Linked DNA regions of Mus musculus: regions 1, 2, 3 and 5 are each linked to region 4. The links are chromatin loops, found by intact Hi-C in ENCODE. Cell type or tissue: heart. All regions are shown on one strand.

Region 1 (4,000 bases), 120 kb after region 4:
CTTTTTTTTTAATATTGGTGGTGGTACACACCCTTAATCTCAGCACTCAGGAGGCAGAGGCAGGTAGGTCTCCAAATTCGAGGCCAGCCTTGTCTACAAAGTAAGTTCGAGGATAGCCAGAACTGCACAGAGAAACCCCAATCTTGAAAAACAAAACAAAACAAATGTAAAAAAAACAAAAATAAAAAACTTTTTTGATTCAAATTACCAATATGAGTTTTTCCTATCTCCTTCTGCTAGCATTATGTCATAAGACAAATTTCATTTATAAAAACTATATATAATTCTTTAGTAATTTCCTAGTTTTTGCTACCATGGGGGCTTAAATCTATAATGTTTTGCAAAATCCCTTTGCCTCCTCCACCTTAGAAACTGGAGAGTCTAAGGTGTCTGAGCAAGCCTGGCATCACACTTTCCATGAAATAACGGCACATACAGCCTACATCTTAGATGTCTCAACCAGATGCCCTCTCAGGAGAGTGCACCATTCAGGAGCTGTTGCTAACCAGGGCCTCTACACTCTAACAGGTCCTGGACTGTCTGCTTTCCTTTAACTGCAATCAGAGCAGACTGGGGAGAAATGGGAAGAGGAGGGGGAAGGCAGAGTGCACAGCACCAGCTTCTCATCTGATGAATCCGAGGTGCTCTGGCCGTGGCTGGATCACTGTTGCCAGGAAACAGTGCAGTACTGCAGTCTGTGCTTCTGGCTAACGAGAGACGACAAAGTATCACCTAGGAGCGGTCACCTCACAGAATGCATCCTACTCTGCTGCGTCTTGCTAATTCTTCCTGCTCCTAACATCTTTTCTAGGGGAAATGTCTCTGGCAGGTGAGAGAAGGGAAGACGCTGCTGGGAGCTCCGGAGTATGACCTAGCAAAGGCAAGCTGTTCTGGGTGAGGACACAGGACACGGCTGTGACATCTATGACACTTACACTGATGAGTTGTGGTGCGGTCAACACAGGCATTGCACTAAGACTCAGCTGTCTCTCGGTCAGCAGCTGCTCTGGCAGGGTCTCCTGGTGTAGCAGGAAGCGCTCTTGCTCAGCCATGGCTGGTGATCAAGGACACAAAGGGATTTCACTTCTGCCATCATCATTAAAATGCAAATTGAAGCCAACCAGCTCTAAACAGCTCTAAAGGCAAGTCACTGCTACCCAAATCTCCAGATGTTATGCCTCTAACTGCTTATTCTTCATTGCTGACAACAGATTTACTGTTTGATCCAAGACCACAGCAGCAGAAAGTATCTGCCAAGAAAGAAAGCTACTTCAGGAGGTGAGTGCCCTCTACAAGTCCCACCTGAGGGCAGCTCAGTGAAAGAGTACGGCAGTGTTATCCAGAAACCAAGTCATATCAGAAAGCCACATGCCCTTGCATTAACAGGTAAGAACACTCAGTGGATGGGTCCTAGCCCTGTCCTCCGCACTGCTCTAAGCCCACCACAGTGGTCACAACCGACAGGCTAAAGCACAGCATGCCCACCCATAGCAGCAATGTTCCACAGACTTCCAGCCAGCAGAACCAACCCAAAATCACAGGAGTTCCTTCAGCAGGTGGAAACCTCCAATCGACCCCACCCCTTCCCCACAACTCAAACTTTCCACAGAAATTACTCATACACTAAAATTAATTTTTGAGACTGAGATTTGCCAGGTTCTACCTCCTAGTGGGATTACAGGAGTTTTCATAAACAACTTTTTTTTTTTTTGAGCCAGGACCTCACATAGCCCAGGCTGGCCTTCAGTTTCCTATGTAGCCAGGATTGGCCTTAAAACTTCTGTTCTTCCGCTTTAGCCTCGAAGGTGCAGGGGTCACAGGCAGGCACAACCACCAGGCCTGGCTTTCCTCCTCCATTTCTACCCCTCCCCCTTTTCTATCACAGGGAGGCTGCAGGCTTCATGACATTTAATTTCTAACTTCAGGAGGTATTCCTAAGAATAAGGACATAGTTTAATTCCAGAACTAGGGAAGCAGAGGCAGGAAGATCTCTGAGTTCAAGGCCAGCCTAGTCTGGAGTGAGTTCCAGGATAGCCAGACCTACACAGAAAAACCTTGTCTCAAAAACAAAACAAAACAAAACAAAAACACAAAACAAAACCAAGGTTGGAGAGATGGCTTAGCGGTTAAGAGCACTGGCTGCACTTCCAGAGGTCCTAAGTTCAATTCCCAGCAACCACATGGTGGCTCACAACCATCTCATCTGTACTGGGATCTGGTGCCCTCTTCTGGTGTGTCTGAAGAGAGTGACAGTATATTCATATACAAATATTAAAGAAAAAAACAAACAAAAACCAAAACACAGGTGAAAAAGGGCATTTAATCACAAACAGCATTACCCAGCCTTCAGAAATTAACAAGCCTATTGCAACATCATCTAATATTAAATCTGTTCATTCACAGCATTGGTGGGGGGGCAGCCTGGGCTTCATAGTGAGACCCTATTTCAAGGAAAAAAAAAGTTTAAATTTCCTAGGTCTTCCCAAAATCCTCCCCACAGTGGTTTGGCTGAGGGGGTGACCCTTCTGTCTTCCCAGTACTAACAACTGAAGGGTGCAGGCTGGCGTGTGCACAGTGTCTTGCTCCCCTGTGAAGAGATGCAGGGGCAGGCTAAGCACTGGCTAAAGGACATGTGAGCTGACGACGTGAACATGTCACAGCACTTCAAAAGTGTGAAACATGGGCCTGTCTTAGCTGAGAGGTCTGTGTACCTGACGGAAAAACACAGAATTATCTTTTCATCAACCCTCAACTCAATGGCTTAGCTTTTGCAAGTGTAGAAAGAAGCCAGAGGCTGACATGGATGCCTTCTTCAATTGACCTCCACCTTATTTACCAGAGCTCACTCATGTGGCCAGACTGGCACTAATGGGGCCAGCAAGCCCCAGGATGTTCTCGTTTCCACCTACTCAGCAGAATGATGGGCTAACGACTCCAAGTTCATGACTGAATGGTAAAGTATGGGCAGTCAGTAAGACAGGCAGCAGCATCCTACTGAAATGGAGCGACTCCAGACAGACACAGTGCAACTGACTCACGTGCCTTTTCATTCGGACCCCTTACCTTCAATCTTCTCTTGCAGCCTGTCCTCTGAAATGTCTGAAGCTAAAGCTGCCAGTTTACTCAAGCCAAGAAGGGTTTTTTTCTTTGCAAAGTAACGAGTTTCCATATTTGCCAAACCTAGCAGTGTTGTATGAGCCTACGAAAAACAAAACAAGGACGCTGTCTGAAAGGAAGACATAGTGGTGAGCAACAAACCGAGCTGAGATCAATGTCAAAGCACTAGCAACACACCGTGAGCTCTCAAGCTGACAGGGCAAGCATGAGAAGGGAGACTTAGAAAACAGGCGCTCCATTCCAACTGTGTGCTCACTCGGCACCCTGGCACCAGCACACTTTAATATGCACCATTTTACGCCTAATGTGAGTTTTGTGTATGTGCTCGTTTGTGTGCATTCAGCTCAGAGGTGTCTGGTGTCTTTATTGGTCACTCTCCAGCTTCTTCTTCTAAAAGATTTATCTATTATGTACACAGAGTTGTGCCTGCATGCCAGAAGTGGGCACCAGATCTCATTATAGATTGGTATTTAGCCACCATGTGGTTGCTGGGAATTGAACTCAGGACCTCTGGAAGAGCAGTCAGTGCTCTCAACCTCTGAGTTATCTCTCCTGCCCCCAGCTTCTTTTATGAGACAGGATCTCTCACCAAACTTAGTGCTCATGGACACAGGCTGGCTGCCCAGTGAGCTGGGGATCTACCTATCTCTGCCTTTTCAGTACTGAAACCTTGTGTGTGCACTGTGGGTCTGGCTTTTTACAAGGGTTCTCAGGATAACTAAGACCCTTCTGTTTGTACAGCAAGCACTTTACTGACTGAGTCATCTCCACAGACCCCATGATTTGAATTTTTATTAGAAGTCATTAGCAAGAAAAAACTAATGATTTTATATAATAAAATATCTCTCTCCAATGATGAAAGAGAACAGGAGGCATGCTGGTG
Region 2 (4,000 bases), 580 kb after region 4:
TGTTCTTAACTGCTAAGCCACCTCTCTAGACCCAGATGTCTATCGGTCTGTCTGTCTGTCTGTCTCTCTCTCTGCAACATTAGAAGGAAACTTACAGTAAAACAAAACAAAAAACCCTAAATTTTCTCTGCCTTATTAATCGTTTTGTTTTGTTTTTTGTTTTTTTAACCTGTGTGTTTATACTTAGCTTTTGTGTACACATTGGGTAGGAAGAGAGGGCCTTGCCCAGGGCCTGTCAACTACCTGTTTGTGTTAACCCATTGCAGGCAGGCCACACACAAACAGAACATGACCTGTACTCTTAATGAGCCCAGAGGAAGTGGGATCTATCCCACCTGCATCACAGGAAGTGCCCATGGTGCTGCCCACCCGCCCTTGTGGTAATGGCCGCATACACACTCCTGCACCCACACAGTCAGGTGCTGAACCTGGCTTCTGGGAAGCCGCCACCCATGGCCTGGCTGTAGATGAGAGATCTGAACCCTTCGGGCCTTGGGTCGGGGTAGTGTCCATCTGGACGCCTGCATACAGATTATTCCATCTTGGTGGTTGGCCTCCCTGGCTAGCAGCCAAGGAGTTTCTGCCTAGGATGACCCACCTAAGTATTCAAAGATGACCCAATGACCATAGAAGACAATGTCCCAGTTTGAGGCTCTTGTCGGGCAAATACTGAACCTGGAAAGGAAAGTGGCAAATACATAACTTTTTACAATCTGAGCTGAGTTCACACTACAACCTCAGAGCCTGAGCTGCTTCGAGCCTCGAGAGCCAGGTGCCTTGAAGAAATGGGAGGGTCTGGAACACATGGGTCTTTCACTTCTGTGCCTGCTAACAAAGAACATGCTTAAATGGAGAGAGGCCTCACTGACCGTGGGATGCGGACATGCCACCGGCCCCATGTATTCTTCCAGGCCTGCGGAGGTGGTGGCTTATGGGGTATGCAGGAAGGATTTGGGTCTTGTGCATCTTCAGTGTCCTCTCCAAGGCTGAGATTTGAAGACATTTTCCTCTGTCTATGGCACTCCTGGGAGGTGGCAGAACCTTTAGGAAGGGTGTCTAGTGGAACAGGGTATGCCCTTGAAGAGGGATCCTGGGCCTGGGCTCTATCCTTCCTCCCTCCCCTCTTTCCTGCCTGTCATGACGTCAACATCTTTGTTATACCATGTCCTCTTGTCAAGAAATTCTGCCTTAACCCAAAGCAGAAAGAGCCAATGCTAGTACAATGTGCAGAGTGAACTAAATAAACACTGTCCTCCAATCTAGGGGACCAGCCTTTGTCTTGGTGACAGGAAGCTGACATAAGGGCCTCTCTCCCTGGTCACTGGGGTTATCTGATTCCTGAAAAGCCAGTGTCTGCTTGAAGACCAAGAGAAGCTGTGAGTCCTGACATCTTACCAATGCTGTGGAGGCAAGGTCTAGGTCTGGAAGGCTTTCTAAACCCATACCACATGCCATTCTGACCTTCATGAAAAAAGAAAAGCTCTTCAACTTACAGATGCCTCACAGGCTGCAGTGCCCCTCCCGCCACTGCCTAGCTACCATTCCCCCCCACCCCACCCCCACACCGCTATTTACAGAACAGGTGGCAAGAGAGCCACCAACAGCACCTCTAACCTAGGAAGGCTCCAGCAGTCGACAGTCTGTAGAACATCGCCACCTGCTGGTCTCAGGTGCACACTACAGTCTGTGGGAGACTCAACAGTTCCTATCCACCCTTCAGCAGGGAATATATTTCTGAACCCCAAGACCCTCCGTGGGTGCTAGAATTACACGCTATGTTTCTTCCTTTACGTACACTCTTGGGATAAAGTTTAATTAGTCACAGAAAGAAGTTAACGATAAAATACAACAACTGTAGCAATGTGCTGTAATAAAAACTTACAACTTATGGATTCTTTGTTTCTGTAATTTTCCATTTAGTATTTTTTGGATCACAGTTGACCTCAGGTAACCAAGACTAAAAATAATGGGGGGGGGCCTGAACAACTACACTCAGAACTGCTACTAACATTCACCCACGTGTGTATATGTGTGTGTATATATATATATATATATATATATATATATATATATATATACATATATATATATATATATGAATACATACATATATATGTATATATATGTATATAAAATATATTCACACATCAAATCCTAACTGGTTTCTTTTTATAAACTGTTCAATGTTTCAAGATTCTAAGAACAGTTCAGCTCATACGTTCCTGGTCACCCATGGGAAAGCAAGTTCAAGGGGAACAGCTCTCTAACTCTTTGAAACAAAATCACATACTAACAGCCGACATCTAAATAGACTTTTATTTTTTATTTTTCTTGTTTGGACAGAAAAGAAAAAGTCATTGGCCTTCATTAGGCTCCCTAAGCGTTGGAAACACCTGAACTCAGGAAGAGTGGGCCTTGTAGAAAAGCATCACAAATTGAAAATATATTTCTCCGTGTGGTGAAAGTGCTTTTGATCCCATTAAGGGTACAGCAAAGGTTATCTTAAACACAAACTGAAGTTGGGCCTGTGATCTGTGGCATTGCGGGTCCCACCGCAGGCGAGGGTGCTTGTGGAGAGAGTGGACACAGATGTGACAAGGTGTGGAGAGCATTCTGCTGCCAGCCACGCCTCGGCTCACTGAAAGGATGAGGAAGTGCCCCAAAGCCCCTGCCGAGGACAGTCTGCATCTGGGGACATTAGGTGCCATTAGATCAGGAGGAAGGGCTGCAAGGTGTGGAAAAATCCTTGTATCCCATCTGTGGGGACAGTGGGCCCACCTTGAGGCTCAGGCTCCATGGAGAGATGTCAACCTCTGGTGGGAAGGACCTGGGCCTATGGGAGATCCCACAGGGTCAGTCCCCAGCCAGGGCCTCCTAATCCTGCTGTGACTTTCTAGGGGACCCCATTCTCACAGACAGAGGGAGGTGAAGGATTTTGTTTTCATGATGCTATAGAGTTCTCAAGACAGGTAATTCTGCCAACAGTGACAAGGTGACAGAGTATTCAGTCTGCAGGCTCCCCAGGCCTTGGTAGCCATAGCTAGCTACATCTGTCCTGGAAGCCAGCGGCCCTTCCTAACCTGCCACAGGCCAGAAACAGAACTGTGATCATGCAGGGAGCTGTGAAGGTATGTGGTGTCAGAGAGTGGGGAGTGGGGGGCACATCTGTTCACAGTAGACCTTAAGCAACAGTAGGGAATTAACCTGAAGATACATTGAAAACAAAACAAAACAAAACAACCAACCAAAACAAAAAAAAAAAACAAAAACCCGGCATTGTTCTCCCCTCCTCGCCCTGCTCGCTGCAGTCCCGTGGAGGACAGAACAGGAGCACCCTGTTTACAGTCAGCAAGCTGCAGCCGCCCCTGCCCCCCCTGGCTCTGAGTTTTAATGGCACCACACTGCATCTCTTCTTCCAAGGGAGCCATCTAAGCTGATCTCATGGGAGAGTGCTAGGAACCCATGCCCCGGATGCTGTGGGGTGGCACCGAGGGGTCCATTTTGTAAGCTTGCCTGGTCTGAACTTGAGCCCGTCATGATCTTTCACACTCTGGAAAGCGGAGCACGGTCCACTGGTCCTACTGCTGGTACCTTCCGAGGTCACCTGTATCAGGCTCTGGGGAGCCACCCTTTGTGGGGGGTGATGTGGAAAGCAGACTTCTGACCACACATGAGCCCTCCAGCCAGCAGGCAGGTGACAGGCTCCTTCCTTGTCCCTGACACCCCTGGGCCAGCAGTCTCAGTGGGCTGGCGATGAGTCCTCCAAGCCCAGCAACTCCCTGACAAGTCTCTCTCCGAACTGTGCCCGGCTGTACTTCTTCACGTGGTAGGCGTCTGACATTTTGTACAGGATGTAGGCGTTGTTGACGGCGATGCTGATGGCGAACCAGAACACTTGCTGCCACGTCTTGTTTGGCTTGTGAGAGATGAAATACCTGGGAAGAGGAGGAGGCACGGCGCTGTGTAGCTGTTCCCTGAGGTTTACGCGCCCCCCTCATTA
Region 3 (4,000 bases), 560 kb after region 4:
CTGGAGAATACTTTGCCTCTAATTTTCACAACCCATAAAGTGTTTCCCTATTTGGCACTGGGCAAGCTCTAGCAAGCCAGCCATGAACCTGGGTGACTTGTATAGGTCACATGAGGCACCAGCTCTGAGACTGAGCCTGTCCTGGGGCAAGGGGAGGGCTCAGTGTTGTGCTCTGTGTGACAAGAGGTGGTGAGAAGATGGCAGTCCTCCAGGAGAGACCAGGGCAAGCAGCCCCCTTGTAGCAGCTAGCACATGGCAGTTCTCAAGAGCTGGAGAGCATCAGAGAAGGCTTGGGGATTCTGAGGGGAGAGCGAGGACCTAAAGAAACCTCAGTCAGTTTGGGCTTGCACACCAGACCCACTCCTTGCACACTAGACCCGCCCCTTGTACACTAGAATCACCCCTTGCACACTAGACCTGCCCCATGCACACTAAACCACTCTTTGTAAACTAGACCCACCCCTTGCACACTAGGCACACCCCTTGTACTCTATACTGCCCCTTGTACACTAGACCTGCCCCTTGCATATTAGAGCCACCCCTTACACACTAGAACCACCCTTTGACACTAGACCTGCCCCTTGCACCCTAGACCTGCTCCTTGCACACTAAACAACTCCTTGTAAACTAGAACCACCCCTTGCACACTAAACTACTCCTTGCTCACTAGACCCACCCCTTGCACACTAGATCCGCCCCTTAGGCCAGTCCAAAATGGGAACCCTGTGCTCACTTGCAAGAGGGGCATTGTGGGAGAGGTGAGTGAGGAGGGCATTGTGACCCTGTGTTACACCTAGTGGTCCTCCAAGGAGCAAAGACAGGACTGTGAACTCATGAACTTCCCACTGGAGACATTGAATATGCTCTTCAGCAAATTGGACAACCTTGCAGACTGTAGCTATTCTCATCTGCCTCTCGGGGACCTTCAGTGCCCTGGTGGGAGTAGAGGTGGGGCTGTCCAGGAGTCAGGAGGCACAGCCCCTTACCTGCTCGGCTGAATTCCTGTAAGTCAGTCATGGATGCTAAGCCATTTCTCCATGGCAGGAAGAACTGTGGGGCTAGATAGAGTTTTTCAAGAGAGCCAAGTTGTCTGGCTTGGGACGTAATAAGGTGCTAGGGAAAATGGTGGGCTTTGGGTGTGACTAGACCTGACCTCCTCCTTCTCATAGCTGAGCCACTAGCCTGCGTCATTGCCAATCTCCGCTGTAAACTGGAGGGCTGAGATTTGGGCTGTGCACAGCCCAGGTCCAGGTGAGGTCCTTGGCCTCATCCAGTGTCCCTGTGATGGTGGCTCAGCTTGTCCAGTCCCAAGGTTACACTTGCTACTCTTCTCCACTGTAGGCTCCCATCAGATCGGGGGTGGGGTGGGGGGGGAGGGCGGCATGACAACCTACCACCTCTCCCCGTCTCTAAGATTCAGTTGTCCTTCGGCACACTGTGAGCTTATCCTCTACTGGAAAATACGGTTGTAGCATCACGGACCCCTCAAGTGTCCCAGTGCCTCACAAACCTAGACACGGTGACCAGGTGAAGGACTGTGGGGCTCTGCAGCTCCTTTCCTTTCCCATCCCCGCCAGGTCACCCAGTTAGTCCCAGTGACCGTGTTGTTGCTGGTCTCACGTGGGGCTGTGTCTTCTATAATTCCAGCTGCCCACACTCCCCAGTCCACAACACTATTTGGTCTGTTTTGTGCTAATTTGAGGTTCTGCTGCCCTCTGCTGGCCAGACCGGGAACAGCCTCACCCAGAGGTAGGGACATTTCCCAGGAAAGAAAGGCAAAAAAACCTAGGTTTAGAAGATCATGGGATCCAGGTAAGATCAGGCTGTCAGATCTGTTGCTGTGTTGTTACCCTGACACTTTTGAGGTTAGACACAGCACCTAAACCTGCCCCTCTCCCAGGCCCAGTTCAGTCCACCCATTCCAGGGCAATAGCCTTGGATTCTTAGGTACCCTATACTCTAATGTCCTTAGAGGCCTCAGTGACTCCTTCTCAAGATCTTCAGATATTGTGCTTGGCTGCATGGGATCATAAAGGAATTCCCCACCACATACCAGCTTCCCTGAGCCCGCTCAGAATCAGACCGGATTGCAGAGACCGCACTGTCCTATTAGCACCTGGTACAGACACCAAGGTTACCGTGGGCTTCTTGGGTCAAACACCTACTCACTGTCTAGAGAGCTAACGGGCGCAGTCTCAGCAGCCCCTTGCCCCGCAGAACTGTCTCGAACACGTTGAGCTCAGGAGCATCCCTGTGGGGCAGCTCAGAGGTGCTGGCCCATATTTGCCAGGGTCACATAAGGTTTGCTCCAGGAACAAAGGCACTCAGCTTGTGAAGTAACACCTCCCTCCTGACCTGCCACAGTACCTCGGACCCAGTGACAGTGAGTGACAGCCCATGTGCCCCAAGCCTTGGCTTTTACTGTTAGTGCTCTGGGCAAGTGAGAGGTCTGGTTTTCTCCTCTGTGCTGATGAGTGTTCTTCTTACACCTCGGGGTCTGGGATTTGGTGTTCCTCCGTGGTTTGATTTAATGATAGTTGTAGTCTGCTTGCTTCAGGTGCCCTTCTCTCTCAAGGCAGCCACAGCCATGTGTTCCCATGAGCCCCAGCTGTGCCTTGAATGTGGTTTGTGCCCCCCAGCCCCACCCCAATCCCACCCCCACCGGACCCCAACCCTCTACATGCTCAGCTTCTGTTTGGAGGATCTTACTTCTGACCTGCATAGTCCAGGCTGTCCTCAGACTCACAATAAAGTTCCTTTCACCGTGTACTCACACATGCACACATGCGTGCACATGAACGCACGCACACGCACACGCGCACACACACACACACACACAGGGATGACAGGTATATTCCACCATGCCTAACTATGTGTTGAAATTCAGTGCCCACTGGGAGGCTTCAAGGGGACAGGACTTTAGTCCGACTGTCACCCAGTCAGGGCTCTGGAAGGGGGATCTGAATAGGCAAAGTCATCAGGGTGGTGCACCTGACAGTCCTGGTGGCTTTTTAAAAAGGACTGGCTATGGGGCCATCCCTTGTCTCCATGAGATGGCTGAGCCACCTCAGGATGCTGCCAGCCACAAACCATCACCAGCTGGAGCACCTGGGCTCTGACATTGGGGACAGTGAGTGGAATCAAACTTTACAAAGCAACCTAGCTTTGAGCACATCACTAGATCAACAACGACGACAACGAGAAAGAGACCAAGACAGAGAGAGACAGACAGAGGCAGAGACAGAGAGAGACACACAGAGGCAGAGAGAGACAGAGGCAGAGAGAGGCAGAGAGAGACAGAGACACACAGAGACAGACAGACAGACAGACAGACAGACAGACAGAGGACTAAACCTGCCCTCAAAAGCCTATACCACTGAGACATATGACCAGATCTTAGTACCCATGGTAGGAAGGCTGGGACTCAGGATTAGTAAACGAACCCCAGCAGGCCACCTAACTTCAAGGTCTCTTTTCCTTCAGGGTGCATCTGCCCCAGGAAATCTTTGCTCTAAAAGTACCACTTTGACATTACTCCTGTGGAAGGACAGCTGAGGGCCCAGACCTGAGCTCTGAGCCAGAGGGAGGGAGGAGGATGCTGGTGTCCTGGCCCCTAGTGGCCATCTAGGGGCTCGCTGAGCTCATTCTCTGGGATGGACAAAGAATTGAACATCCAGGAAAGAGCGAAGTCCAAGCCACAGAGACAGGGCCTCTGACTTGGGAATGTTTCTATTTAGGAGTATGGGCGCTTTACCTGCATCTATGTCTGTGTATCTCATGTGCCTGGTACAGAGGCCAAAACACCGAGTTGAATCCCTGGAACTGGAGTTACAGATGGTTGTGAGCCGCCATGGAGATAGGTGCTGGGAGCTGAAGCTGGGTCCTCTGGAAGAGCAGCCATTTCTCCAGCCCTGGGCTGACTATTTTACAGGGTCCTCTATTGGTCCTGTTTAAGGCACTCAGCCTTGAAGCTGTTTCTTTTCACAAGGTCTCTTGAGAA
Region 4 (4,000 bases):
AACAAATAACACCTGTCAAAGCTGAGAGAGAAATAAGGTTTTCAAACGAGCAAGGGCTAAGACTTTCGCTGCAGGCATCCTTGTTCCGCAGAATGCCTTCAGGAGGGGGAGGGGGTGGAGGGAGGGAAGGAGGGAGGGCAGGTGTGGGAGCATGGGGGTGGATTTTTAAAGCCTTGTGCTTCAGATGTGACTCTTTAAAAGCAGGGGTGAGTCGCCTGTTTCCCGCTTTTGAACACAGAAAGCTTTTTTAAAAGTCTATGTGTGTCACTTCCGTGTTCCCGTGACAGAAGTGAGTAATTGCCACAAGGACTCTGTGACCCTCAAGGTCTGGAATTGTACAGAACTCATGCCACTGCTGGTCTAAATCAAACCGTGGAGCTTGCATTGCACGAAGCATATATTTTCCTGGCCTCAAATCCTGCCTCTGCCTCCTCCCAAGGACTGTGATATGTGTGTGCCACTTCATTTACGTGGGATGGGACCCATAGCTTTGTACACAGGAGGGAGGCATTCTATTAAGGGAGCGACAGCCAGGGCCCAGAAAGAGAAAATTTATTTCAGATCATGTTTCTGCTGTGACGTTTGGGATACATTTACTTAAAGTAAAAGCTACCTGTGTTAGCAGAGTTCTGGGAGTTTTGTTTGTTTGTTTGTTTAAATAGAACAAGGAGCCCAGTCCAGTCTCTCTGTGTCTCTCTCTCCATGTCTATCTCTGTCTCTAGCTCTCTCTGTCACTTGCTAGGCTTCAAGGAAGCTTTAGCAGTACTGTGTCGTTCATAGCTCGGGAGGCTAGAAATCCGCCATGATGTGAAGGCCCAACTGGAACTGACGTAGGCCCTCCTGGGGCTACTGGTAATCCTCACACCTTTTTGTTTATAGATGCTCCAAGCTCTGACCTGCTGTCAAGATGTTCCTCCCTCTGTAGGTCTCTCCTTTTCGTCAGACACGAGGAACATTGGATTAAGGGGCTGCCCCAGGGCCATTCTTCCTCTCTCTTTCCAGTGTGTACAAGAGAGTGTGTTCGCACGTCCACACATGTGCTGCATATGGAGGACAGAGGACACGGGGCAGGAGACAGGAACGTCCGTCCTTCCAGGGACTGAATTCAGGTTGCCAGGTTTGCTGCCAAGTTCATTCCCCAGTAAGGATGGGCTACCTCAACAGCCCGTGTCATATCTTCCTGTTCTTTGTGTATGAGTGCTTTGCCTGTATGTATGTATGTATGTATGTACGTATGTATACACACCATATGCATGCCTGGTGGCCAGCAGAAGCCAGAAGCTGGAGTTCCAGATGGTTGTGAGCTGCCATGTAGGTGTTGGAAAGGAACCCCAGGTACTCACCCAGAACAGCAAATGAGCTTAACTGCTGAGTCATCACTCCAGCCCAGGTCTTCTCTTTCATAATAGCACCTGCAAAGAACCTTTTCTCCAGATAAGTCACATCCTTTAGGAACACAGTTCAACCCACAACACTTCTATAAACAGCATCCTCCATCGGCAGAGATGGCCACTCCTTCTCAGGCTACCTTGGCTCTCTGGCTCTGCCAGAAGCGAGAGACTCTGGGTGCACAGGCCACCAGGAGGCGCCAGAGGACCAAAAATGATCTCCAACTAACTTTATTGTGTTTCCTTTGCATGAAGGTTCAACTGTTTCTAAAACAAGGGTCTTCAGGCATGACAAGGCAGAGAGAGAGAGAGGACGTCCTAGCATCTCAGTCACAGGTTCTAAGCAGCTTTAAAACTCCCTGGTCTCTTGGGCGGTAATATCACACAATTTTAATCCCAGCACTTGGGAGGCAGAGGTAAGTGAATTTCTGAGTTCAAGGCCATCTGGTGTACAGATTGAATTTCAGGACAATCAGGACTACACACAGAAACCCTGTCTCAAAAAAAAAACAAAAACAAAAAAAAACCCAAAACGAAACAACCTCACTGGTCTCGTGTGTCACGGCCCTGGGAGACAGCCGGGCTCCAGATCTCTCCAGAACATGAGGGTGGATAATGGAGGAGCTGGAGCTCCCCAGAAGCTTTGAGCATCCAGAGAATGGGGTGTCCATCCGGCAATGGCTTACAACAGATGACCAGTCTGAAGTTGGAAACCCAGCCTCATCCCTGAGGGGAGAGGGGACATTTTAAGGCTTCAGGAAGGACATTGGAAGTGGCCACTTCCCTGATGGTCCTATCACTAGTCTTCTTCCTAGTCCCTCCAGCTTTCTTCTAACGTCACTGTACAGCAGGCTTCATGGAACCTCTAAGTCCTAAAGCCTTCTGCAAACCAACTTCCGGTTATCTTACACTCAATGGTGAACAACAGTTCCTCCTTTCCTGGGGGAAACATTCATCCTCTCGGTCCTCTAGCAGGGGTGGGGGAAGAGACACCGGGGGCTTTGGGGGTACACAGAGAGAAAGAGGCATACACACACAGAGACACACAAAAGAGAGGCATACACCCACATACACACACACAAAAGAGAGAGGCGCACACACAGAGGCACAGAGAAAGAGGCACACACAGAAAGAGAGAAAGAGAGAGAGAGGCACACACAGAGAGAGGCATACCCAGAAAGAGAGGCACACACACACACACACACACACACACAGGAGATAAAGGCTCAGACAGGCCTCTTGACTACCTCAGTGGGAATCTGTCTTGAGATTTAATGCTTGGCTGGCTCTAAACAAGCTCCTGGGCTGGGCCTTCGTCGAGGCTCGCACAGCTCCGCAGCTCCCTTTCTGCCCTTTCTGCCTGTTTAGGGCTGTGACAGACAGCACACTCTGGTTCTAGTTCATTTGTTCTGAAAATATTTGCTTGGGACCTAAACTGTACCCGGGTCTGGAGAAGGCGCTCGCGGAGGGAAAAGTAAGAAGAACAAAGACAAGTCTCCAGCCTCAGCGCTTGCATCTGGGGTCAGTGGCTACAAACACTTGACAGAACAGGACAGAACTGTCCTGCAGGAGAGAGGCCCGCAGAGGGGAAGGGAATGGGAAGATGTTCAACAGTAAGGAGACCAGCGATTGCAGTGTTCAAGGGGATGTTGAGGAGAGCTCCCAGCCAACGCCCACCCTGGGGACCACAGGGAGCACAGAAGGGAGGATTCTGGACAGTGCATAGTCCTCCCCACCTTCTGGAGAGCCTTCGAGGCCTGTGTCCTGCAGCCGCTCTGAGCAAAAGAGGAATACCGGGAAAGGAATCCCTTCCATTGGAAGGAAGCTGCCAACACAAAACTGATACTGTAGCTTGAGTGTTAGTTAGTATGTGTACATTTCTAACCATGCTTTCTTCTGAAGGACTCGCCCAGGAGGGTCTCAGAAGATGTCCTCACTGCCCAGACACACAGCGATCTGCATGACTGGCACGCATCAGCCCCCGCCTCTCCACTCTGTTCTCCATAACAGGCTGTAAATCAGTAGCCCCAGGAGCAGAATCACTCCCTGGGCCCCCTGGGATGCTAGACCTGGACCCGAAAGAGGCCAGGGTTCCACAGAGATGACCAGCTGCTCAGAACCACCCATCGGTTGCCCTGTCGTGGGGGACATGGGTGTTATGACCTAGCAGCCTAGCTAGGAGCCTGCAGAGACCATCGGATACTTGGCTTGCTGTGTAACATGCTTCCGCTATTGGCCTTGAGTTTGCCTAGAAATACACGAGAGGCCTTTCTTCCAAATGCCCTCCCTGTCAGGGATGGTGGGTCATGCCTGCAATCGTAGTACTTGGGTGATTTTAAACAAACCTGGGCTACATAGCAAACAAAACTATCTAAAGGAAACAAAGTAGCAGGGGCTGGTGATACATCACAGTGGCAAAGTACTCCCTTAACATGCTCAGTCCTAGTGCCACCAAAGCAAAGCAAAGCAAAGCAAAGCAAAGCAAAGCAAAGCAAAAGGCATTGCACCATGTATAAACCAAGAAAAGGATGCTTACAGAAAAGCAGTATAGATGATCATAGGGTGGTCAGTGCAGAAACTTATGATGCAGATAAGTAGTGGCTCAAACATTC
Region 5 (4,000 bases), 130 kb after region 4:
CAGACCACTAACCACGCAATGGTATATTTGCAGGGAAGTGCTTGGACATAGAGGTCAGACAGAACTGTTACCTCCACAGGCTCTAGAGTCACCTTCAAGACAAATCTCTGGAGTTCTCTAAGTTGAGGTGGGAAGACTCAGTCATCGGCCAGACTGAATAAAAAGTGAAGTGGAATGGAACGCACTCCCCACGACCATCCCCTGTGATGACCACTCCCTTTGACCTTTCCCCATGAGGGATGACCACTGTCAGCTCTAAGCTACAACAAAAGTCCTTCCTTTTTTTAAACTGTCAGATATTTGGTCACAACAATGAGGAAAGTAACTAACACACCAGCAAGCACCAGGAAGGAAAATAAACCCTTTAGAGGGAAGGAGAGCTCTCTGGAGGAAGAGGCCAAGGGGTATCAGCCATCCACAGAGCATGCTCTGTTGTCACCAAGGACGCTGCATCAGATGTAAAAAACAGGTCACCTAGTGTCTGAGCAAGGGTTTCTAATGCTGCAATAAAACACCATGACCAAAAAGCAAGCTGGGGAGGAAAGGATACGTCCCCATTGCTGCTTATCAGTGAAGGAAATCATGACAGGAACTCAGAACAGGGCAAGACCTTGGTGGCTGATGGAGGGGCATGGAGGGATGTTACTTACTGGCTTGCTTCCTCTGGCTTGCTCACCTTGCTCTCTTATAGAACCCAGGACCACCAGCCAAGGGATGGCACCACCCACAAGGGGCTGGCCCCATTGATCACTAATTGAGAAAATGCCTTACAGCTGGATCTCATGGAGGCATTTCCTCAACTGAGACTCCTTCCTCTCTGATGACTCCAGCTTGTGTCAAGTTGACACAAAACCAGCCGGTGCACCTGGAAAGTTTGGGGGGAAAGTTCCAGAGCAACAGCATGAAGGACAGTGAGCTCCTAAAAAGAGGACTCTTCTAACCTGGGCAGAGTCATGAGAAAATACCCAGATACCAGTAAGGCCAAGAAGAAGATAAATATGGCCTACACCGAGAAGGCATGAAGGAGATCTAAACATGCACAGCCTGCAGACTGCGGTGTGTGGCTGCACACAACCCCAGGGTCCCGAGGGTGTGCAGGCGCCACTCTAGTCCAACTGTCAAATATGGGAAGTTAGGAGGATCTGGTAGTAACTCAGAACTCTAGTGGAAGAATGGTGTTTTTACTGTGAAGTGTCCACTTCCTTAAAACTCCTGGTCCTGAGCCATGCACAAGTAAAGCTCTTGGGTATAGCTATGTTGGGTATAGCTATGGGTCTAGGGTATAGCTGCGTTGGACCCAGAAACACTTCCTGAGACTATTTAGGCTGAGGCCCCTTTCTGTACCTGGTAACCCTTCCCTGGGAACACCTCAAACTGCCTGCATTAGATGAGCAACACCCCACACTCATGTCTACCTGGAGCCTCGGTGCTCTCTATTTGGGAAGGATGAATTAAGATAAGGATGATCTTGGGGGGGGGCAAAACCCAGCCTACAGCTGATGTAAGGTCACGTGCTGAGTGCAGTGGGACAAGTCTGATACCCTAGCACAAGGAGTGCAAGGCTGAGGGAGAATGATCTCCAGTTCTAGGCTAGCCTAGGCTACACAAGTCGCTGCCTCGAAAGAAAAGAACTAGAAAGAGGCAAACAGAAAAGAAGCATCAACAAGCTCACAAGCTTGTCAGGGGCCATGGTTGTGAGGATGAGAGCATGAACGCACTTCCCAGACCCTCCAGGGCACTGTGGCCCTGTGACCCTGTAATGTGAGCCCCATAAGCCACAGACTTTATGGTCATTTGTCTTTTTTGGTTTCCTCAAAACAGGGTTTCTCTATGTAGCCCTGGCTGTCCTCGAACTCAGAAATCCACCTGCCTCTGCCTCCCAAGTGCTGGGATTAAAGGTGTGCACCACCACTGCCTGGCTTGGTCATTTGTTTTGGTAGCCATAAGAAACCAAAATGAAAGCTACAGTTCCTGGCTGCACTTTCATGCACAGTCTACAAGACCATCACTAGAAACCTGTGCAAGATGAAATAACCCAAATCTCTCTAGTAAGACTCAACCATGCAATACAAGGCCATAAATACACACTCCACTATCTGGTGGTGCCCCCATGTGGACAGGACAGGGAGACCAGCAGACCATAAACAAGGCAGTGTTAGACTGACAAGCTTAGAGTCTCCTAAGTGAACGTGCACCATCCTGCACCATCCTGCAGGTGGCAGTAGAGGCATCTTTCCAAACCAAGACATGCAAGGCAAACTACTGCTCCTTCACCCCTCTCCTCAAACTGCCAGAACCAGCAACCATGCTACCTACAGCCTCGCTGCTCTGGCAAGAGACAGACTTGGCAGGCAAGGCATTTTCCCAAGTCTATTCAAACATAAACCAATCCTGCCTATGAAGGAAAGTACGTAACAGGCAGATAATGTGATGATAAGAAACTGACATGTGAACCAGTGCCCATGGCGGTTCCACTGTACACGCATGCCCTAAAACCTAGACGGCACAGTTCTAAGGCTACTGTGCCCCAAACATACTCCAGTACATCAGGAACCCTGCACTCCACAAACAAGCCCAGCCAGCCCGTGAGAGTGGGGTCAAGTTCTAGGGGCTCTTTGCACAGGTGACTCATCTGCTAAAGACACGTGGTCAGCCCCAAAGAGCTGAAATGATCTCCAGCTGTCGACAACTGGGGCTGGAGCCCCAGGCTTCCAACAGGCTATAGGGATCTACTTGTACAAGACCTAATCAATAATTACAGATGCTTCCCCAAACTCTCATAAACAAAACACCTTGTATTTACAAAATTTTTTGAATAAAGAAAAATGAAAACCAAATAATATGAAGCTAAAAAATAGACAACACTTGAAAGTTTTATCTGTTATGTTTGACTCTCAGGACTATTTGACAATGTTTGGAGATAATGTGGTTATAACAAACAGGGGGAAGGACCAGTGTGGTACCAGGCTTCTAGTGGGAGAGTCAAGGGTGCTGCTCAACAGATGCCCCCAACTGGTTACCTGTCTCAAATGTCAAGGCAGCAATCACACTCTACAGGAAGCAAAGAGCTGCCAGCCAAGGCCCTACAAATGTGAGAAGTCCAGGCCAGAAACAGCCACATCGGAATCTGGGCACAACGAGAGCACAGCTGGGACTTGCCCAACTGCCACCCGACCTGATCTCCAACAGCCAAACTGCAGAATCTGAGCAAGCCTGAAGAACACTGGGTTCTGTGGTAACTAAACCTAAGTCAAAGGAGATGCTTCTGCAACATCCATACAACTCAGTCTGCAATTTATCCACTTTGATACTTTATAAGGGAGACCATGTCCACTGTCTTCAAGACTGCCAATTTGAATGGCCATTGTTTCCCATGAAGGCCGTGTTAAGATCCGATGCTCCCGACCTACACGGGGCCTCACTGGCTGTCAGGTTCAGATAATTGTTTAGAACCTCAGCACCCAGAAAGACTTCCTCGAAACGGCACACTCTCACCACTAGCTCTCAGTGCCCACCAGTGCACAGCAAGCATCAGCAAACTGTGTCCCACACAACTGTAAGCTGTAGCTTATACTTTTGTACATTGTGTGAAGTTTACCCTTGTGTTAATCAAATACTGATTTTTTTCTGCTCCTATATCCTGTTTCAATCTGGACAGGGCATTGTAATCCTTATACCAATAATCTCTGGTCTCAAATTTGTGTAATTCTTACCATTTGTTCTCTACCTTATCAATAAATGCTGATCACCCAATGGCTGGGCAGAACAGAGAACAGGGCGGGCTGTGGACCAAGCAGAGGAAGGAGAGAGGAGGCTCAGATCCTCCAGGAGAATGGAGGGGTGGAGCCATGAGGCAGGGGGTCTGGAGAAAGATCATGGAAACACAGCTAAGCCCAAGGTGCAAGATCAATAATATTATCAAAGCACACTGGGATGGGCTAAGAGGCAGCCACATTAGCAGAGGAGGGTGGGGTCAGCTATTAAGGGGCAGCTTTAAATC

Evidence for each region. Peaks named below come from ENCODE experiments on the same cell type or tissue, not always from the same donor. Only the 100,000 strongest peaks of a DNase experiment are listed, where the experiment ranks them.
Region 1: a loop joins it to region 4, with 7 times the contacts of the local background. A loop is called at or near these places in 15 of 42 quality-filtered maps.
Region 2: a loop joins it to region 4, with 3 times the contacts of the local background. A loop is called at or near these places in 9 of 42 quality-filtered maps.
Region 3: a loop joins it to region 4, with 2.4 times the contacts of the local background. A loop is called at or near these places in 9 of 42 quality-filtered maps.
Region 5: a loop joins it to region 4, with 8 times the contacts of the local background. A loop is called at or near these places in 13 of 42 quality-filtered maps.

What each region holds. Positions count from the first base shown.
Region 1 is chr8:123,906,821-123,910,820 of GRCm38, forward strand. Nup133 (nucleoporin 133) reads right to left here. Exons shown (of 26, transcript NM_172288.2): 21 at 3,064-3,199; 22 at 936-1,054. Among named protein-coding and RNA genes, the nearest start is that of Gm29773, 14 kb to the left of the region's middle. In heart, a CTCF peak has its summit at 2,233 (motif pointing left); no DNase peak of the experiment used is centred here.
Region 2 is chr8:124,366,752-124,370,751 of GRCm38, forward strand. Pgbd5 (piggyBac transposable element derived 5) reads right to left here. Exons shown (of 7, transcript NM_171824.2): 7 at 2,298-3,935. The coding sequence ends at 3,740. Among named protein-coding and RNA genes, the nearest start is that of Pgbd5, 65 kb to the right of the region's middle. In heart, a CTCF peak has its summit at 1,667 (motif pointing left); no DNase peak of the experiment used is centred here.
Region 3 is chr8:124,348,225-124,352,224 of GRCm38, forward strand. No RefSeq gene overlaps it. Among named protein-coding and RNA genes, the nearest start is that of Pgbd5, 84 kb to the right of the region's middle. In heart, CTCF peaks have their summits at 1,729 (motif pointing left) and 3,632 (motif pointing left); a DNase peak (open chromatin) is centred at 1,687; H3K27me3 peaks cover 223 bases.
Region 4 is chr8:123,788,656-123,792,655 of GRCm38, forward strand. It overlaps Gm36188 (a long non-coding RNA gene), which reads right to left and starts at 2,425. Exons shown (of 3, transcript XR_003947606.1): 1 at 1,344-2,425. In heart, a CTCF peak has its summit at 1,568 (motif pointing right); no DNase peak of the experiment used is centred here; H3K27me3 peaks cover 1,974 bases.
Region 5 is chr8:123,922,742-123,926,741 of GRCm38, forward strand. All of the region lies in intron 12 of Nup133 (nucleoporin 133), which reads right to left. Among named protein-coding and RNA genes, the nearest start is that of Nup133, 25 kb to the right of the region's middle. In heart, a CTCF peak has its summit at 2,178 (motif pointing right); a DNase peak (open chromatin) is centred at 2,210.